Linked DNA regions of Mus musculus: region 1 is linked to region 2. A link is a loop called in an ENCODE intact Hi-C map of the cell type or tissue named here. Cell type or tissue: gastrocnemius. All regions are shown on one strand. Each heading gives the region's core, and the rest is flanking DNA. Links, peaks and the distances in the headings are about the cores only.

What was found. Peaks named below come from ENCODE experiments on the same cell type or tissue, not always from the same donor. Only the 100,000 strongest peaks of a DNase experiment are listed, where the experiment ranks them.
Region 1: it touches region 2 in a loop (22-fold over the local background); 15 of 42 quality-filtered maps call a loop at or near these places.

The regions. Positions count from the first base shown.
Region 1 is chr15:75,073,623-75,076,431 of GRCm38, reverse strand. It overlaps the pseudogene Gm5960. Among named protein-coding and RNA genes, the nearest start is that of Ly6c1, 26 kb to the right of the region's middle. In gastrocnemius, for the core only: no CTCF peak of the experiment used is centred there; a DNase peak (open chromatin) is centred at 1,468.
Region 2 is chr15:75,132,728-75,135,536 of GRCm38, reverse strand. Ly6a2 (lymphocyte antigen 6 complex, locus A2) reads left to right here and starts at 409. Exons shown (of 4, transcript NM_001378241.1): 1 at 409-440; 2 at 685-782; 3 at 1,732-1,848. The coding sequence starts at 713. In gastrocnemius, for the core only: no CTCF peak of the experiment used is centred there; no DNase peak of the experiment used is centred there.

The sequences.
Region 1 (2,809 bases), core at 29-2,528, 59 kb after region 2:
GGGGGCATGGGGTCTCAGGCTTTGGATTCCACTGAATAGATAGCCTTGAAGAATTGGACAGTGCTCAGCTAGATGCTCCTTTGGCCAGGTCTGCTTTTCTGTGCTTTAACCTCTAACCTCTAACCTCTTACGTCTAACCTCGGCCCTAATTCTTCCTCACAGTGTACTCAAGATGGCTTTGGGGTTGCAACTTACTCATCTATTAAATCTACTTTCAACGTGTGTGTGTGTTTGTGTGTATGAGTTGTGTGTGTGTGTGTGTGTGTGTGTGTGTGTGTGTGTGTGTGTGTGTGTTTCCAAAGAGTATAAAATAGGTGGGGGAAAATAATAGTAAGGCTGAGGTATGAATAAAACTCCAAAGAGCCTGATTTTAATACCAGTGCTGGGCTAAGACTTCTAGAGTCTGACCCAGATCATTGTATTTTATCCATATTTAATTAGGCACAGCACACACTTGGAAAAAGTGTTCAGATGATGATCAACTCAGCTCCATGAGTACAGTAAAGCTTAAGACATGTTTATATTGAAGATCTTTACATATAGCTTCATCCATAAGATGGTTTCTTGTTGACTTAGAAGCAATGCTCAAGATAATGATCTAGGAAGAACAACTGGTTTGAGGTGAATGTAATGACTACTGGTGTCAGGGTTGTCCTGGTCCAAAGATTAGATAGTGACTTAGGCTGTTGTAAAATAAAGGATATCTCTGAAAGGATGAATTTTATAACCTAGAAGCAATGGTCAAGGTTTTAAAGGGAACTGGTCTGGGGAAGTTAAAAAATAAATACTTGAAGATGCAGGCTAAGCCTGGCTCATCAGACAGGAAAAGATCACCAGGTAGTGATCTACACTGAACTATATCCAGTCATTATATTTCAGAGGAAGTAAGCCAAAAGCCCCTGCAGGAAACAGCTTCCACCTTTGGTCTAACAGAATCTGACAGGGTAAGCCCTACCCACCATTGATTGCTCATCTCCTGGGCTTCCCCACCACAAGCAAGTGCTCCTTGGAAGTGCCCTGTGCTGATGTGTGGCTTGATGATGCTTCTTCACACGCATAAGGCCCTGGATTCTATCTCCACCAATGGGGGTGTGAAGGGAGATGGTTACATAAAGAAGGCACAGTGCAACCATTGCTCACCAGGCAGAGAACAGAAGTCTAAACCAGCCACAACACAAACTGTGGGTTCAGCAAGAGAATTTGCCTCTGCAGATGAAGCACAGTGCTCTTTATGTCCCTCTCTCTTTCCCCAGTATCAGCCCTTTCGGTAGCCCACCAAATCCAAGAGGTCCCCCACTCTGAGCTGGGTAACATGAACTAGTTAGTATGACAGGCTGAAAGGGCAGAGATGTGAACTGGCAGGAAGGACTCAGTGGACTCAGTGTAACATAGGCAAACAGGAGATCTTGGCTCGGAGAATGAAGGGTTTATTGGACTCAAAAGGGGGACATTGACCGGCACATATGGGAACCCTGCAGGACCCCAGATACTTATGTATGGATGGTGATGGCATAACACCTTGGAATACTGGCTCATGCCTGTGCTGGCCACATCCTCCAGGGCCAGGAATTGCAAGCCACAACAAAATAACATTCCAGGAAGTACAGATCTGAAAGCCTTAGAGAGGAGTGGGGCACCTACCCAGCAAGGGCTATAAAGGCAAAACATGGTATTTCACACACTACTCCCACCTTGGAGCTTCTATAACTCATAATTCATCACTAGAGGACTCCAGGAAAGAGTGGTTGCACATGAGGATAAAAGGACAAGGGTGGGGGTCATTGGGAGGACCATCACAGCAAGGTCTGCAGGAGGACTGAGCTCAGGGTGAACAGTAGCACCTCTGTCCATGGTCCAGGTCCATGGTCCAGTGGGAACTGCTGCATTGCAGAAGTCTTCCTTGCAGCAGTAAATCTTCAGCTTGAGCTTAGGATCCAGGATCAGCTTATTTTCAAGATCAGCAGGGCAGTAAGAAAGGCACTGACGGCTCTTTACTTTCTTTCTGTGAGAGTCTGCAAGATATCTGAGTGACTCACTTCTTTTTTTTTATCAGTTATTTACTTTATTTATTTTTTATTAGATATTTTCTTCATTTACTATTCAAATTCTATCGCAAAACTTTCTTATACCCTGCCCCCACCATGCTTTCCAACACACCCACTCCTGCTTCCTGGCCCTGGTATAACCCTCTACTGGGGCATATAAAGTTTGCAAGACTAAGGGGCCTCTCTTCCCAATAATGGCCCACTAGGCCATCTTCTGCTACATAAGCAACTAGAGACAGGAGCTCAGGGGGTACTGGTTAGTTCCTCCTATAGGGTTAAAGACCGCTTCAGCTCCTTGGGTACTTTCTCTAGCTCCTCCATTGGAGGGCATGTGTTCCATCCAATAGATGACTCTGAGCCTCCACTTCTGTATTTGCCAGGCACTGGCATAGCCTCACTAGAGTACGCTATATCAGGGTCCTGTCGGCAAAATCTTGCTGGCATATGCAATTGTGTGACTCACTTCTTATGCAGGAACAAAAGAGCATCCCAGTATCTAGGCCACATGCCACCAGGTCTGGATGACCCAGACTTGTCTCTAAGGCATGTTGAAGCCAGACATAGTAGCTCAGATTTGTCATCCCAGAACTTGGAAGACTGAGGCAGGAGAATTTTTATGAGTTCAATTCCAAACTGCTCTTCTAAGATATACTGGGGCTAGAGTGAGAACCTGTCTCAAATAACAAATGAATCAAAATCAAAACCATGGGCTGGTAAGGAGGCTTGATGTTTAAAGGGCTTGTGTGCACAAGGATGAGCCCCCA
Region 2 (2,809 bases), core at 18-2,517:
GTTGGAGCCTGCCTGGTCTACAGAGCAAGTCCCAGGACAGCCAAAGCTACACAGAGAAACTCTGTCTCAAAAAGAAACAAAAACAAAAACAAAACATAAAGCAAAACAGAACAAAACCCAGGAAAGGGCCAAAAATTTTACCTACTTCCCTGGCTTTCTGAATGGCAAGCACAAGTCACCCATGGTCCCTGCCCCTCTGCCCTCTTAGTCCTCCAGCACCATGGTCCCTTCCCAACCACAGAGTCCTCCCTCTCCAACTGCTATACAAATCTGGCTAAGTCTTACTCAATAAACATGTTGGCCCTTAGGAAGTAAGAACCAAAACCCACTGCCCTCCTCCCTTTTCAGGATGCCAGCTGGGAGGAGCTGAGAAAAAGTATTTATTTCAGTCCACTTCTGACAGACCTTACCACTGTTCCTGAAACCTGGTCAGAGCGGAAGTAAGGACTGGTGTCAGGAGGGAGCTGCTAGGTGGCAAAGGGAAGAGCCCTCAGGATAGGTCTGTGAGTGGGAGTGGGATTAAGAAGGAAAAGCTGGGTGGGTGGTGGATGAGAGAAGTAGGCAGACATGTATTCCTTGGGGAAAGCTGTGTGGGGTGTTGGAGCTAGGAAAGATTGGATGGCTGAGCCCTGTGAGAGCCCAGGGATGTGATTGGGGGTCTATTAATTGGCTCCAAATTCCAAGGTTCTATCTGTGAAGCCTGTCCTCAAGGATGGACAGTTCTCACGCTACAAGGTCCTGTGTGCTCATCTTTTTTGTGGCCCTACTCTGTGCAGAAAGAGGTGAGTTGGAAAATGAGAGAGGTACAGGAGGGTACAATGGACATGGAAAAGGGCCTCAGGGTTGTGGGTACACCTGCACCTCCATTGTGTGCCCGGTGCACAAGGTGTGCTGGGGTCAGGGGATTGGGGATTGGCTTCCTGGGTGAAGCTCCCTGCCCTGGGGTGCTTTACTGGGTCTGTAAACATGCAAGTGACAGCCTTGCAACCACCACCACAAACCAGAAGGACTGAGACCTCACTACCTCGTGGACTTCAATAACTGAGTCACAAACCCTGATCACACAGAGCAGCCTGCTTTTAGACTCTACCCTGCTGCCCTGGCCTCCCAGTCAGGACACTAGCCTGTGTGCATGCAAACTGGCAGAGGCTACTTTTCTTGACCCGGCTGCCAAGTCAAGTTGTTTGGAATCCTTAACTCTTAGCATTTGACTTTTTCTTATGCCCAGCCCAAGCCACATGAGGTCCCAGTGCTAGAACTTTTCTACTCTAAGAGGTCTGAGCTCTCAGATACCCCTAGACTTCTAGTTACATCTGAGTTACAGGAGGTCTCATGGTGAGCCTCAGTTTGAGCTGGACTCCGGAAAGTTCAGTGCTCTGTCATGCTCCAGTACCCAGGGGCCAGCTCTGCAGGTGTAGGGTTGGACAGGTCAGAAAAGTCCTCCCCATCTTGTGGCCCCACTACCTACTTATACACCCACTCACAGCTTCAGCAGACATTTGGTGTCTATGTGTTCCCAATATGGTAACTGTGTCTCTAGTTTCCCTTGGGGTGCAGGCCTCTCCTGTGGGCCTGGCCAGCTGAGACAGCAGGACCGAGCATAACTGAACAATGGTGGCTCTTGGCTCACTTGTGCTTTTGGTGGAGGTGACCTAAGTAAACACACTGGAGAGGAGGGGGCTGGGCTAGGAATGGTATGCCCTATCCCTCATGCATTGGCTTCTCTCTCAGCTCAGGGGCTGGAGTGCTACCACTGCCCAGATGACCCACGAGAGTCTTCCTGCAATACCACAACCTGCCCCTTCCCTGATGGATTCTGTGTTACTCAGGAGGCAGAAATTATTGTGGGTAAGTTCTTTGTGGCCTATATAGAGAGGGCTGAGGGTGGAGAAAATGTCATGTCTGGGCACTTGTTATGGACCATGGTTCCCCTCTCTCCAAGTAGAGCGCTGCTGGGGCTGGAGTGGGACTCCTGCAAAGTGGGGGCTGTCGGGGTCCAGGGATGTACTGAGATGTGGATCATAAAGTAGGGCTGCTCACTGGCATGCATGGTGTTCATCATCCTGCTCTGTCACCAGTGCAGTCATGTGATGCTCCTGCCTGTACTTTATGTCTAGGGTCTCACTGGCTCACTGACAGACCAGGAGAGCTGGAAGCATCTAATGAGCCTTTGCATATAATGAAGGAATCTGGAGTTTAGGCTGAAGGAATGACTTAGGAATGTTGATAAAACAAGAACTTAAGACATATCAGATCCTCCAACGTGCCAGTTTCCAGGCATATCCTAAAACTAGAAAAAGACAGAAGCAGCCCTGCCCTACTATCTAGTTTCCTGTTCCTGACTACAGCCTGCCTGTCTCCTAGAGAAGGTCTCCTAGATATAACTGCCTGGGGAACAGCAAGAGTCTGAGAGGCTGGTTGCCCTTTCTGCTGTGCCACTGGGTGATCTGACTCTGTGCTGTGTGTGTGTGTGTGTGTGTGTGTGTGTGTGTGTGTGTGTGTGTGTGTGTGTGTGTGCGTGTGTGTGTGTGTTTGCGTGTGTGTGTGTGTGTGTGTGCGTGTGTGTGTGTCTATAAATATGGGTCCACAGGTATGAATTATGTAACAAAATGTCAGCAAAGATAGGAAGACACCCTTAAGTATCATTTACCAGGCACCGTCTACTTGTTTTAAGCAAATGAGTTTTGGTTCTCCTGTAACTGGAATTAGGGATGGGTGCAAACCACCCAGTGGGGTCTGGGGACAAAACCCTGGGCTTCTGTAGGAACAACAAGCGCTTTTAACTGCTGAGCTGTGTCTCCAGTCTGAA